Regions from separate parts of the Homo sapiens genome. Here all the other regions are linked to region 3. Evidence: chromatin contacts called from ENCODE Hi-C or POLR2A ChIA-PET data. All regions are on one chromosome and are shown on one strand. The core of a region is the stretch at or near the end of the contact, and the rest is flanking DNA. Distances in the headings are between cores, read along the strand shown.

The links. A loop is a pair of places that touch in the nucleus more often than their neighbours do. ChIA-PET counts read pairs that join two places held with the same protein, here RNA polymerase II (POLR2A). Pooled maps may share reads with other maps.
Region 1: a loop to region 3 is called in a pooled map, with 5 times the contacts of the local background. The contact joins the enhancer-like site here to the promoter of BRAT1 in region 3. A Hi-C loop is called at or near these places in 2 of 37 single-sample maps with no recorded cell type and 7 of 50 pooled maps. POLR2A ChIA-PET finds 5 or more read pairs at or near these places in 1 of 52 experiments (CD4-positive, alpha-beta T cell).
Region 2: a map of chondrocyte shows a loop between it and region 3 (2.2-fold over the local background). The contact joins the enhancer-like site here to the promoter of BRAT1 in region 3. A Hi-C loop is called at or near these places in 1 of 168 maps with a recorded cell type or tissue (chondrocyte), 6 of 37 single-sample maps with no recorded cell type and 4 of 50 pooled maps. POLR2A ChIA-PET finds 5 or more read pairs at or near these places in 2 of 52 experiments (Caco-2 and GM10248).

The regions. Positions count from the first base shown.
Region 1 is chr7:2,976,393-2,981,198 of GRCh38, reverse strand. The region is part of intron 1 of CARD11 (caspase recruitment domain family member 11); the gene reads left to right. Among named protein-coding and RNA genes, the nearest start is that of CARD11-AS1, 35 kb to the right of the region's middle. RefSeq lists enhancers at 271-1,000, 916-1,005, 1,001-1,732 and a silencer at 2,466-2,555. Within about 2 kb of position 2,663, at least 6 of the 41 ENCODE cell types and tissues checked have a DNase peak (open chromatin) inside an H3K27ac peak, as active enhancers do.
Region 2 is chr7:2,817,350-2,822,312 of GRCh38, reverse strand. The region is part of intron 1 of GNA12 (G protein subunit alpha 12); the gene reads left to right. Among named protein-coding and RNA genes, the nearest start is that of GNA12, 24 kb to the left of the region's middle. RefSeq lists enhancers at 1-616, 617-1,306. Within about 2 kb of position 1,637, at least 21 of the 41 ENCODE cell types and tissues checked have a DNase peak (open chromatin) inside an H3K27ac peak, as active enhancers do.
Region 3 is chr7:2,552,185-2,557,134 of GRCh38, reverse strand. It overlaps BRAT1 (BRCA1 associated ATM activator 1), which reads left to right and starts at 1,611. Exons shown (of 14, transcript NM_152743.4): 1 at 1,611-1,648; 2 at 2,688-2,830. The coding sequence starts at 2,704. RefSeq lists an enhancer at 1,027-1,704 and a silencer at 1,617-1,856.

The sequences.
Region 1 (4,806 bases), core at 1,414-3,913, 420 kb before region 3:
TCTGGTAAAGACACGATGTTCCAGCCATGATGTTCCAGTCCAAAGTACTTTGGGCTCCACACCCACTAACAAACTTCAAAGAGACAGAGGGGAAAAGGGTATGCATCATGGGATGCACGCTCATAGAAGAGTGTTCCCTGGAATGTCCAAGGCCCCGCACTTCTGCTGGCCAGTCTTCCTCCTCTGTGGAATTCAGAGGCAGAGGAGGCCAGAGAGGTCCCCTGGGTGAGGTCTGGCGTGGCCCGGGGCCCAGCGGTGAGAGCAGAGCAGAGGTGCGAACAGTGACTGACGACGCCGGGTTCCTGCCCTTGCCTCCCTGCCCCACCGCCCTCCTGGCCCTGATGACAGACGCACCCTGTTCCCTGCAGTTTCTGCCTGCCCTGCACGGCCTGGGTCCCTTTCTGCTCTCCGAGCCTCCCCACTCCCATGAATGGAAAGTCACCCACAGATTCTGCTCGGAACAAAAAAAAAAAAAGAGGGAAGTAAGGCAGCCCACCCCCAGTCCCCACTTCTGCCCCCGCTAAAAATAGAGGCAGCATCTGAGTGGGGCGTCGGTGTAGGCTTCCGGGGGAGGTGGCTGCTCTCCCACAGCCTTGGTGTTTTCTGGGGAATCAACAGGAGGAGAGAGAATTTGAGAGGAACACGAGGAACCCCCAGGACCCAGCTGGCTCACAACCGCGTGAGTACGTTTCCCAACTGGCCGGTCCCGTGACTGAGGCCCGCGGGTGCAGCGCTGGTGAAGCCCTGTCCCTGGGGGGCTGCCATGGGACCCCCTCTCCCCAGCACCTGGCCCCCTTGTCCTGTCCGTGCCCATGTGTTTTCATGGCTTCATGCACACCTCTTTGCATCTCCTAATTTCCTAAACCAGATGTGGAGTCTCAGCAGCAGGTGCTGGGGCGACTGTCTCATGCCGTGGCTTGGATTGCACAGAGCTCCATGGATCCAGCCCGTAGACGCTCTCCATACATGCCCGGTGACCCACACAGGCCAGGATGCTCCCGTTGTCATGTGGCACTGGGTCTTATTTTCTTCTGACTGGGACAGTGCCAGGGGCCGGGGAGTGGGGCTCAGTGCGCAGAGTGTGTCTCAAGGCCTGAGTTGCCCGTGGCCCCCAGCTGGGTGGAGAGGAAGTGTGTACAGGGTCTGTTTCCAAAACGTGGGGCCTTGCAGCCTGGCCCTCCCCAGGTCTGGGAAGGGTTCGTGTTCCCCACCCCTCAACCCCGCAAGCACCTTCCAGACGGTTCCTCTGGGATCTCTTGAGATTGCAAATGCTAAGAAATGAGGCTGTGGCTCGCTGGTGTCCACCGGGGCACCAAAGGCCCAGCCCCTGCCCACAAACACCGGAGGACAAACCAGGCGACTGTGGGACAAGGAGCTTCCCAAAGAGACAGTAGGACTGGGGACCCCAAAGGGGAAGTTCCCCTCCCCCCGGGATCCCTGAAAGGGATCCGAGTAGATTCCTCAATTCCTGGTGAAACACTCGGGAATTTCTTAAGTCCTGCGGGCTTGAAGACCCTCGGCAGCCCCTTGGTAACTTTTGCTTGCAAGAGACTACAGCCTTTTTGGGGCTTCGCTGACTTAAGTGGTTTGAAAGCATCAGCTGGTCCTCAGAGACCTCCTTTAAAATGCAAAACAGAATAATAGGCTCTTAGTGTCTCTAGTTCACATACCGCGTAACGTCCGTCTGACAGCCCTGAGTGCAGAGATTTCGGGGTGACCCCCAGCCGTCACTGCCCGGCAGGTGGAGCCCCACCTGCAATATGCTCCTGTCACCTTAAATCCTGGCTTCCTAAGTGGGCTCCTTCATAGCTCCCTGCACACAGGGAAGAAGAGACAGATGATCAGAGAGCAGCCAGTTACCCCCTCTTCGATGCTAAGGAAACGCATTCTTAACAACCTCATGTCCATACTGATCGACCGTTTCTGGGTGCAGTTTTCACAGGTGCCTTATTTCATTATTGGTGATTGTATCATTTGGCACAAACGTAAGAAAGACTTCCCTGTTTGCATCTCATTTGTCGTCTTGCAGTTACACGGCGGGAGGGTACAGATGATCTCTGAGCCTGCAGAATCCCAGGGTCTTCTCACTGTTGCTGGGGAGCGTATTTCCGTCACCACTGTGGTGGGGGAGGCAGAAACCACTGGAAAAACGTGGCCTCATGTTTGCTGGTCTTGGATTGTAGTAGATAAAGTGCAAAGAAATGGCCACCCCAGGCTCCAAGCCCGACAAATTTATCTAAAGACGTTTTTACACAATAGAGGCATTAACAGAGAGGGTGGGGGCACACCACGAGAGTCTGCCCCCTTAGAAGAAGAAAAATCGGTGCATTTCGAGATGTGTTTGGCTCCTCTTACCTTGCACGGATAGGCGGAAAGTGTGAGTCTGAGTATTTGTAAGTTTCAAGATCACTGATGGGCTGGAAACAGGTGAGCCGGCCTCCGGGAAATTACCCAAGTTCTTCAGCAAGTTGCCTGCAGTCCTGGGAGCTCTCAGGAGAAGGGGCGTGACCAGAGCTGGTTGCAGCACCCCCACCCCCTGGCCGGACCGCCCTCTCGCTTTCTCAGCCTGCACCCGGTGCCCGCGCCACCCCCACCGTCTCCTCCCTCCGAGTTGCCGTTCTTCATTTCTCTTTCCTTTTCTCAGCTCTGCACCTGTGGGTACAACGTAAAACCCTGAGTTCTTGTTCCCTTTTCTGTCACAAGGCCTCTGTCCCGCCGTCCCCTCTTCTCCCACTCACCTCACCCTCTTTCTCCACCTCTGCTTCTATCTTGTCCTTTCCTTGACCCTGCCTCCTGTAAGTGCAGATCACAATGTCAGGAGATGGAGACCATCCTGGCCAACACGGTGAAACCCCGTCTCTACTAAAAATACAAAAATTAGGGCACGGTGGCGGGTGCCTGTAATCTCAGCTACTCAGGAGGCTGAGGCAGCAGAATCGCTTGAGCCCAGGAGGCAGAGGTTTTAGTGAGCCAAGATCGCGCCACTGCACTCCAGCCTGGCGACAGAGTGAGACTCTGTCTCAGAAAAAAAAAAAAAAGGCCAGGCACGGTGGCTTACGCCTGTAATCCCACCACTTTGGGAGGCCGAGGCAGGTGGATCGCGAGATCAGGAGATTGAGACCATCCTGGCTAACACGGTGAAACTCCGTCTCTACTAAAAATACAAAAAAATTAGCCAGGCATGGTGGTGCACGCCTGTAATCCCAGCTACTTGGGAGGCTGAGGCGAGAGAATCGCTTGAACCCGGGAGGCAGAGGTTGCAGTGAGCCAAGATCACGCCATTGCACTCCAGCCTGGCAACAGAGTGAGATCCATCTCAAAAAAAAAAAAGGCATTCCTGCAATTCCCACGTGGACTGTTGCCTCCCATGACAAGCACACGGCCTCCCTACAGCGCTCAAGTCCCAGCTTCCCCACAACCTGTCTCATCCCTTGGTGTCCCCTCCCCAAGACTGGGAAGTCTCAGGTCTTCACCAGAGATGATCAGAGCTTCCTGCCCAGGCTGTCTGGGGCTTGGAGTCACTGAGGGTTTGGGGCCTAGCCCCTGCTCACCTCGGCTCAAAAAATTGTAGCTGTTTTTATTTTAGTTTAGTTTATTTTTGAGACAGGGTCTTCCTCTGTCACCCAGGCTAGAGTGCAATGGTGTGATCATAGCTCACTGCAGCCTCAAACTCCTGGGTCAAGCAATCCTCCTGCCTCAGTCTCCTGAGTAGCTGAGACTACAGACATACCCCACCACGCCTGCCTAATCTTTTTATTTTTTTGCCCAGATGGGGTCTTGCTATGTTGCCCAGACTGGTCTCAGACTCCTGGGCTCAAGTAATCCTCCTGCCTCAGCCTCCCAAAGTGCTGGGACTACAGGTGTGAGCCACTGCACCCAGCCTGTTGCTATTTATTTATTGAGGTAAGATTCATATAACATAAAAGTCACCATTTTAAAATCAATAACCTGGTGGCGTCTAGTACATTCATAGTGCTATGTAACAACCACCTCTATCCAGCCCCAGGACAGTTTCATCACCCCAAAAGGAAACCTCATCCCCATTAATACCCACCCCCTCCTCCATCCCTGCCTCCCCCCAGTCCCTGGTACCCACGAACCTGCCTTCTGAATCTATGGATTTGCCTATTCTGGGCGTTTCATCTAAATGGCATCTTATGATGTGTGGCCTTTTGTGTCTGGCTTCTTTCACTGAGCTTAGTGTCTGCAAGGCTCATCTGTGCCACAGCAAGCAGCAATGCTTCTTCGTGCCTTTGTATGGATGAATAATATTCCATTCTATGGATAAGATGTCTTTTTTTTTTTTTTTTTTTTTTTGACAGTTTTACTCTGTCGCCCAGACTGGAGTGCAGTAGTGCAATCTCAGCTCACTACAACCTCCGCCTCCCGGATTCAAGTGATTTTCCTGCCTCAGCCTCCCAAGTAACTGGGATTACAGGGGCCTGCCACCACGCCCGGCTGATTTTTGTGATTGTTTGTTTGTTTGTTTGTTTGAGACGGAGCTTTGCTCTTGTCGCCCAGGCTGGAGTGCAGTGGCGCCATCTCGGCTCACTGCAACCTCTGCCTCCCGGGTTCAAGCAATTCTCCTGCCTCGGCCTCCAGAGTAACTGGGATTACAGACACATGCCACCACGACCGGCTAATTTTTGTATTTTTAATAGAGACGGGGTTTCACCGTGTTGGCCAGGCTGGTCTCAAACTCCTGACCTTAAGTGATAGGCCCACCTCCACCTCCCAAAGTTCTGGGATTACAGGCGTGAGCCACCGTGCCTGGCCTGATGTCTTTATTTTAAATGTCGCTGGAGT
Region 2 (4,963 bases), core at 388-2,887, 270 kb before region 3:
TAGATCTCTGAATTCTGAAGAAATTGCCCAGTGAAGCCTGACATGCAAAACAACCACTCCAGTCGCTGCCGCTGTATGGTTGAAAACGTACGAAGAACAACATCTCGGAGGAGGCATAGCTTCCCACAGAAGCTTCAGAATTTGTAGGTTTAGATAAAAAGTTAAAAGAGAATGGGAAGGCTAAGCACATTCTAACGTTTTTTAGCTAGGTTTGTTAAGAAATGTTGGTGGTAATCTGAATCACCCTTGTTGATGTGTATATCACATTTTACATAGTTCTAGTCATCACATCCTGGAATGTCAGCCTGGGCGGGCATGCGAGGGCCTGGTCTGATTCCCCTGTGTCCCTAGGGCCTGGCACCATGGCAGCACATAGTAGGCATTTGAGTATTTGTTGGATGCATAAATAAATTCTTGTAATAAATACAGGAAAAAGGTCTTAGGGAACTTGAAAGCCAAATTTTAATATTGATGATCTTGTAAACAAAGTATTTTTCATGTTTTAGTAACATGAAGGTCAGGATTCCACTAAGCAGGAATATGGTGTAACCTCATGTTTCCTGGCAACTAGCCCTTTGCTACTAGACTTGCCACAGGAAGGGAAAGAGCTTACCTAGCATTGTTCATCACTGTCTTGCTAAGGTGGAGGAAAACGAGGAGCAGGGAGCTGAGAAAATAGAATAACTGCAGGAGTTTCTCTTGTCCATAGGGCACACCGTTTGGGGTGAATTGTTTTGCTTGGGGCCACCCAGTGAGTTCGTTTGGAGTTGCAAGCCTCGCTTCCTTATATAGAGTCATTGATACAATTGGGGAGTTTCCTGAGTGGATGATTAAAGCAGTTCTGTATTCATTCTTCTCTGTAAGTGCCAACACCTGGCCGTGATTTCTCTGCGGTCAGCTGGAGACTGACATCCATTTTCTCACAGTATTTACGAGGGAAGGGAACCCTGGTTGGTGAATTCATTCTCATGGTCTTTTTGCCCGAGTCAGCAGCAAGACAGTCACCTTGCCACGGGAGGCAGCGTGTCCCTGTGTTGAACAGGCGGAGAGTCTCCCCTCAGGATACAGCAGGAGTGATTGGAATGATTCTGTTTCTCAGCCTGTCTTGCAGAACATCTGTAATCTAAGCGTCATCACAAAAATTCTTAAGCCAAGAATAAGCAGAACATTAACCAGAGAATAATTGATTGGCATCTTTCACCTAGACAACATTTTTGTGAAATGGGAGTGATTCCTGTGGAGTTTTGTCCATGTTGATGAAAACATGGATGTAGGCCGGGCGCGGTGGCTCACGCCTGTAATCCTGGCACTTTGGGAGTCCAAGGCAGGAGGTTTCTTGAAGTCAGCAGTTCAAGACCAGCCTGAGCAACATAGTGAGATCCCATCTCTATCAGAAATTTTTAGAAATTAGCTGGCCATGGTGGTGCATGCCTGTAATCCCAGCTACATGGGAGTCTGAGGCAAGAGGATGGCTTGAGTCCAGGAGCTTGAAAGCTGCAGAGAGCTGTGATTGCACCACTGCATTCCAGCCTGGGTGACAGAGTGAGATCCTGTCTCTAAAGTAAAAAGTTTTAAAAGACACAGTTGGAGTTTCCTCTTTGGAAGATTACAGGGCAGAGGCCAGGGTGGTCAGTGAGTCAGGAGCTGGTGACTGGCCGGTGGGGCAGGTCTGGACAACAAGCAGCTGCCACACTGTGTGTCACTTCCGTGCTCTGTGCTTTACAGCGCTTGGGACTTTCTTTTTCAATTTTTTAGCTTTTTTAATTTTATTTTTTATTTTTTTGTAGCGATAGGTTTTGCATGTCTCCTGGGCTAGTTTCAAGCGATCCTCTCACCTCAGCCTCCCAAAGTGCTGGGATTACAGGCATGAGCCACCATGCCTGGCCTCAGCTTAAAAAAAAAAAAAAAAAAGCTTTATTGAGCTATAACTCACATATCATACCATGCCCTCATTTAAAGCCTACAATTCAGTGGACTTCAGTCTATTTACAGAGCTGTGCAGCCATCACCACAGTCAATTTTTAAAACATTTTCATCACCCCAGAAAGAAACCCTGCAGCCACTGCACATTTTCCTCCTGCCCCAGCCCCAGCCCCGGGCGGCCACCAGCCCACTTTCGACACCGTGGATTTCTCTCGACGCTGTTGATTTGCCTTTTCTGAACATTTTATGTAAATGGAATCATACAGTATGTTGTCTTCTGCGACGGACTTCTTAGCATCGTTTCTTCAAAGTTCATCCATGCTGTAGCGTGGCATCGTCATCCCTCTAAGCGGCCGAATAGCATTCCCTTTTGCTACGCCCCGTTTTGTTTATCCGTGCCTCAGTCAGTGGCATCTAGGTTCTTTCCATCTTTTGTGTGTTATGAATGATGTTGCTATAAACATCCATGTGCGGGTTTTGGTGTGAACATGTTTTCTCTTGGGTGTATTCCTAGGAGTGGAATTGCTGAGTCAAATGGTTGCTTTATGTTTAACATTTTGACGAGCTACCCGAGTGTTTCTGAATTGGCCGCAACATTTCTGTTCCCACCAATATAACGTCTTTGGGGTCTAACCGTGCTTGTGTTTATCTGTCCTTTGAATTCCAGCCATCCCGTTTTCGGTTTGCCTTTCCTCGATGGTGAATGAGGTATAGCATCTTTTCATGTGCTTATGGGCCATTTGCGTATCTTCTTTGGAGATATGGCTATACAGATCCTTTGCCCATTTTTTTAATTTGGATTATTTGTCTTTTATGCAGACTAGGGAATTTCTTAAGGGGACTGCTTTTGGTTATTGTGTTTCTCACTTATAAACTCACCTTTCAGTAATGAGTCACATACACCTCCACAGCTGTTTTGGTTTTCTGTTGCCACTGTAACAAATTACCACAGGCTTCGGGACTTAAAACATTTATTTGTTAGCTCCTAGTTGCTTGGGTCAGAGGTCTGGGCACAGTGTGGCTCAGTTGGTTGCCCTGAGTGTCATGAGACTAACAGGAAGGTTCCAGCCGGACTGTGTTCCTTTTTGGAGGCTCTGGGAATGCATCGGCATCCAAGTTCATTCAGGTTGTGGCAAGGGTTCAGGTCCTTGCAGCTGTAGGACTGAGGTCCGGTTTCTTTTCTGACCTCCCTCGGCTCCTGGAGGCCTCCCTCCAGTCTTGCTTGCAGCCCCTGCAACTCAGAACCAGCAGCGAGCGGCTCACAAGGAACCTGCCAGACTTTTCCACCTTCCACATCTGCTTGTAAGGACTGGTGACTCCATCAGGCTCGCAGGGTAATCCAGAATAATCGCCCTATTTTAAGCTCAGCTGATTGGTAGCCTTAATTACCTCTGCAAAGACCTTTCACCTAGGTTCCCAATTGATGAATACCCCCGGCCATCTTTAGAATTCTGCCCGTGCCACGGGCTTGTGGCCTGCCTTACAGCCTTCTAGTTACAGGGGACCATGAAAGGGTTGTGAGGCTGGTCAGAGAGAGTAAGTGAAAACGGCAAGCGAAACCTGTGGGAGAGGCCACTTTGAGTCGCCTCCCTCCCTTGTTCGTTTGTCCTTTGCTTTTTTTTTTTTTTTTCAAGTTAGGGTCTCTGTCACCCACGCTGGAGTGTAGTGGCGCGATCTCGGCTCACTGCAACCTCCACCTCCTGGGCTCAGGCAATTCTCATGCCTCAGCCACTTGAGGAGCTGGGACTACAGGGCTACGCCACCATGCCCAAATATTGTTTGTATTTTTATTAGAGTCGGGGTTTCACCATGTTGCCCAGGCTGGTCTCGAACTCCTGACCTCAGGCAATCTGTGTGCCTTGGCCTCCCAAAGTGCTGGGATTACAGGCATGAGCCACCGCACCAGGCTTCCTGTTCTTTATTATAAGTTGTATTTTCTTTATTACAAGCTGTAGTTTGTCTAGCCTCTAATCAGTGGTTCTCCGTTGGAGAGACTATGCTCCCCAGGGGGACATTTGGCAGCGTCTGCAGGCGTGTTTGGTTGTGACACTGATGGGTGCCGCCGGCATCTGATGGTTGGAGATGCTGCTGACTGTCCTGCAGTGTGTGAGGCGCTCCAAAACAGAATTCCCCAGCCCCCAGATGTCAGTACTGATGTGGTAAACAAACTTTGTTCTATGTCAGATGGCCAGTTTTTTAATGGCAGAATTACACTATTATGTAAATAATTGATGTTCTTAATGATGACTCCCCCCAGAACCTACAAAACCCTGACATGCCTGTTAGCTGTGTAGGGAGTCATTCCGTGTTCATTGAATTAATTTTAATACGTTATAGTGAACTACAGTCCCACTTGAAACATTAAGAGCAATCTTACAGTGTGCTAGTACTTTTTCTTCTTTTTTTGTTTAGTTTCCTAACTATGAAAGCAGGTGTTCTAATACATTTGGAACTAATAATTCATGTGTAGTGTACTTATGGAGACTTAAAAATAAAACTAAAGGGAGGGAAGGAGGAATGGAAGGAGGAGATGATAATTAACAAAGAATTCCTTATTCACAATTAATAGATGACAACATTTGTCATAACTTTAGATGTTTCTTCTATGTTCCGTTCTCCTCCCCAGTCCTAATACTGGAACCAAACTGCTTAGACCAGAATCCTGAGTGACCTTGGATCAGCTGCATTCATTCATTTGTTCCACAAACATCTGAGTGCCAGGGGCTGTTTTCAGCATTGGGAATAACAGCAGTGGCCAAAAGTCAGAGTCCATGTTGTCTGCGTAATGGGCAGGTTAGGGACAAATAATGAGTAAGTGAAGAAATATATAATGTCTCCACAGAGAGAGCTGAGGGGCTGGTGTGGGCAGAGCAGAGTGAGTGAGGGCGAGAGAGCAGGTGGACATGGGGTGGCTGGGGTAAGGGAGGATATACAGTCTTGCAGGCTGTGTAAGGATTCTCATTTAAAGTGGAGTATGGGCCGGGTGTGGTGGCTCATGCCTGTAATCCCAGCACTTTGGGAGGCCGAGGCAGGGGTGGGA
Region 3 (4,950 bases), core at 362-2,861:
GTCAGGGAAGTTGCTTTTCCAAGGTTACCCAGCACGGCTGGGCGCGTTGGCTCACGCTGGTAGTCCCAGCACTTTGGGAGGCCTAGGTGGGCGGATCACCTAAAGTCAGGAGTTCGAGACCAGCCTGGCCAACATGGTGAAACCCCGTCTCTACTAAAAATACAAAATTAGCTGGGCGTGGTGGCCCGCACCTGTAATCCCAGCTACTCGGGAGGCTGAGGCAGGAGAATCGCTTGAACCCAGGAGGTGGAGGTTGCAGTGAGTCAAGATTGAGCCATTGCACTCCAGTCTGGGCAAAAAGAGTGACACTCCGTCTCCATAAATAAATAAATAAAATAAAGGTGACCCAGCAAAGTCAGTGCTTTTAAATTTTTAAATTTTAATATCCATAGGAATTCTGCTTTGTTTCCTAAATCTGGTGTTGGCTCCCAACAATCTTGCTATAAAACAATGCTTTGGGAACATGAGCCTTGTCTATCCACTGGCTTTGAGACTCTCGAACACACAGTTAGTGTTTTGAACTCAATTTTTTGGACCTAGTTTTTCTGCCTGTTTGCTTTCTTAAAACACAGGGTCTTGCTCTGTTGCCCAGGCTGGAGTGCCGGGGCAGGATCATAGCTCACTGCAGCCTTGAACTTCTGGGCTCAAGCGATCCTCCCGCCTCAGCCTCTGGAGTAGCTGGGACCACAGGCGCATGCTACCAGGTCTGGCTGATTTTCTTTTTTTTTTTTTGAGACGGAGTCTCGCCCTGTAGCCCAGGCTGGAGTGCAGTGGCACCATCTTGGCTCACTGCAACTTCCGCCTCCCAGGTTCAAGAGATTCTCCTGCCTCAGTCTCCCGAGTACTTGGGATTACAGGCGCGCGCCTCCACGTCCGGCTAATTTTGATATCTTAGAGATACAAAAATTAGAGACGAGACGGGATTTCGCCATGTTGGCCAGGCTGGTCTCGAACTCCTGACCTCGTGATCCGCCCGCCTGGGCCTCCCAGAGCGCTGGGATTACAGGCGTGAGCCACCACGCCTGGCCTTTTTTTTTTTTTTTTTTTTTTTTTTTAAATTTTAAGAGATGGGGTCTCGCTTTGTTGCCTAGGCTGGTCTCAACTCCTGGCTTCAAGCAATCCTCCCAACTGCGCCTCCTAAAGGGCTGGAATTACAGGCATGAGCCACAGCGCGGCCGCGGAGGACTTAATTTGAGAACCTGAAGCTAAATGACCAAGGGCTTTGGTGCACGGATCAGGACGCTTCTCTCCGGCACATAGTTTTCTCGCTCCCGCCGGTGCAGACACTGGGCGCCCTGCAGGCGAAGCCCCGCCCCTCCGGACACAACCCCGCGCCTTCCTCAGAGATCCCCGCCCTCGAGACGCCCCGCCCACCCACCGGATGCTCGGCATGAACCACTAGGCGCCTGGCGGGGGTGATCTGTCGGAGCGACCGGCTTGGCGCCTGCCTGTCCCCAGCCCCTCTCAGCTTGAACTCCTTCCTTCAAGTCTGGGCCCTCGAGGCTTCCAGAGCGGCCTCCAGGGGTGCAGTCTCAGTTCCCCACGCCAGCCGTCTCCGTCCTCCGCCTCCTCCGGGCCTGGCAGGTGGCACTGTCCGGAGGCGGAGCCTTGGGCGAGGGGTGGTTGCGGCGGAGGACGCAACCGAGCGGTGAGGCGCGTGGGCCTTCGGGGGTCGAGGTCGTGGTAGTGGGGCGCGGGGAGGCCAAGACCCGGCCGAGGGGGGCGGGCGGGCCAGGGAGCAGCCCAGCCCGGGGCGTGCGCGACCTGGGCTCGCTTCCCAGCCCGACTGTGGCCGCCTGCTCTGGCGCCCCTTCTGGACTCTCGGGCCTGGCGCTCGCGGCCAAAACTGACTTCAAAGTGTGGGGAGGGTTCCTCTTCCCGGGACGCAGCCTTCCCGGGCATTGGCAGACGGTGCCCCGGTTAGACAGAGCCGCTGACCACCCCGCCCACCCCCGAGGCTGGACGCACGGATGCACACCTGGTCCTGGGAGAGACAGGCGCCCCTTCCTTTCCGCACCCCGCCGCCCCCCTCTCCCCCCCGCCGGCTTCAGATGCAGCCACCACTAATCCTGGGAGGGACAGACACACGGACAGGTGCCCCTTCCCCTCCTCACCCTCCTACTGGCTGCAGAACAGCAAATGCAGCCACCACTGACCCTGAGAGGGACAGACACACGGACAGGCGCCCCTTCCCCTCCGCACCCCCCTGCTGGCTTCAGGACGTCAAATGCAGCCACCACTTGACGCTGGGAGGGACAGAAACTTTCCAGCCCAGGCTGGCCCTGGGGCATGGGTAGACATCCCCTTGCACACATGGCTGACCCCGGAACTCAAAGATGCCCCTGACTCTGGCCCACCTGCAGCCTGGGCCAGCACCACGCTGTTGCCCCGACTGCACCAAAGACCAAGGGTGACAGACTTTGAGTTCCGGAGGCCTTGTGGTTTCAGCTAGACCCTCATCTGCCCCTTTCAGCCCCGCCACCAGCGCTCAGGGCCCCACCTAGACCAAAGCTTTGCATCCATCCCTGCAGTACAGACCTCTGGTCTGGGGATCATGGTTCTCCTGGTCTGAGATGAAAGTTCTGGGGCCCCTTCCCAGGCCTGAGCAGGCATGGTGGGCTGCTGTGACTAGAGCGAGCTGGGTCTGGAGTGGGCATTGAGGTTTGGCTCTCACATTGCCTTTGCAGGGCCTGCGGCCTCACCATGGACCCAGAATGCGCCCAGCTGCTCCCGGCTCTCTGTGCTGTTCTGGTAGATCCCAGGCAGCCGGTGGCAGATGACACCTGTTTGGAGAAGCTCCTGGACTGGTTTAAAACGGTCACTGAAGGAGGTAAGGAGGTGGTGCTGCTGTTTACTGCCTATCCAGAGACCAGACGCAGAGGCTGGGACAGGGAGCAGGGGCCAGATGGGGACTCCCCTGTCCTGGAGGAAGGGCAGAAACTGCCAATCAGATGTCTTTCCTTCACTTCCTAAGGATTATCTGTGGCAGACTGAGGGCAAGTTAAGATGAAGCCCGAGAGAATGATCTGGAGAGTTAGAGCCTGAAATTCAGCCAGTTGAGCCACGATCAGGGCACCCCAAGGTTCAGTTCTACAGAAGGCGTGAACAAACTTGTTTTATTGTTGTTCTCGTTGTATTTAGTGTGTTTAAGACATCAGATTTGTTTTCTTTCTGATTATGAAAGTAGGGGCCGGATGCAGTGGCTCATACCTGTAATCCCAGCACTTTGGGAGGCTGAGGCGAGCGGATTGCTTAAGTCCAGGAGTTCAAGACCAGCCTGGTCCAACATAGCGAGACGTCATCTCTAAAAAAAAAAAAAACAAAAATTAGCTGTGCCTGGTGGCGCACCTGTAGTCCCAGCTACTCTGGAGGCTGAGATGGGAGGATCCTTTGAGTCCGGGAGGTAGAGGTTGCAGTGAGCTATGATTGTGCCACTGCACCCTGACCTGGGTGATAGAGTGAGACCCTGTCTCAAAAAAAAAAAACAAAGTAATACATGTTCTTTAAAACATGAACAAAAGAGTAAAGAGGAAAATTAAACCATCAACGTTTTAATTTACTCCCAGCCTTTTCATAACACATAAAGCTGTATTTTTCTGGGGAAAAAAAAATGAGGTCATACTGTAAACACAATTTTGGTGTCTTGCTTTCTCTCTTGCTATCATAGTGAGTGTTTTCTCCACATAATATGTTAATGTTATTGACTACATGTTATTTGCTGTAGGAATAGACCATAATTAATTGAATCACTCCACTGTCAGATGTTTATATTTCTCATTTTTCATCATTTTAAGTAGTGTCATAGGTCAGGCGCGGTGACTCATGCTTGTAATCCCATCACTTTGGGAGGCCAAGGCGGGTAGGTCACTTGAAGTCAGGAGTTCGAAACCAGCCTGGCCAACATGGTGAGACCTCGTCTCTACTAAAAATAAAAAAATTAGCCGGGCATGGTGGCATGCGCCGTAATCCCAGCTACTTGGGAGACTGAGGGGGAGGATCGCTTGAACCCAGGAAGCGGAGGTTGCAGTGAGCCCAGATCGTGCCACTGCACTCCAGCGACAGAATGGACTCTGTCTCAAAAAAATAGTGTCAGTCGAGCGCGGTGGCTCAAGCCTGTAATCCCAGCACTTTGGGAGACCGAGGCAGGCAGATCACGAGGTCTGGAGATCAAGACCCTCCTGGCTAACATGGTGAAACCCCGTCTCTACTAAAAATACAAAAAAAAAAAAAATAGCCAGACGTGGTGGTGGGCGCCTGTAGTCCCAGTTACTTGGGAGGCTGGGCAGGAGAATGGCGTGAACACAGGAGGCAGAGCTTGCAGTGAGCCGAGATCACGCCACTGCACTGCAGCCTGGGCGACAGAGCGAGATTCCGTCTCAAAAAAAAAAAAATAGTGTCATAATGGCTTTCCTTTTACATAAATATTCTCGCATGTAAATGTTTATTCTCATGGTTGATAATTGCATTGGGATAGACTGCATGTTGTTAATTTCTGCTATTCTTTACTTCCTTTTTTTGGTTTACCGTGTTCTTTTATTCTTTTTATTTTTAAATTATATTGTATTTTTTTTTTTAAGGATGGGGTCTCACCGTATTGCCCAAGCTGTTTTCGATCTCCTGGGCTCAGGCAGTCACCTGCCTCTGCTTCCCAAAGTGCCTTTTACCCTCTTTGAGCTAAATATCTAGGTCTTCCTTGTTTTCTAATATATATATTTAAGGCCAGGCACGGTGGTTCATGCCTATAATCCCAGCACTTTGGGAGGCTGAGGCAGGCAGATCACTTGAGGTCAGGAGTTGGAGACCAGCCTGGCTAACATGGTGAAACCCCGTCTCTACTAAAAATACAAGAATTAGCCTGACATGGTGGTCCATGCCTGTAATCCCAGCTACTCGGGAGGCTGAAGCAGGAGAATCACTTGAACCTGGGAGGCAGAGGTTGCAGTGAGCCGA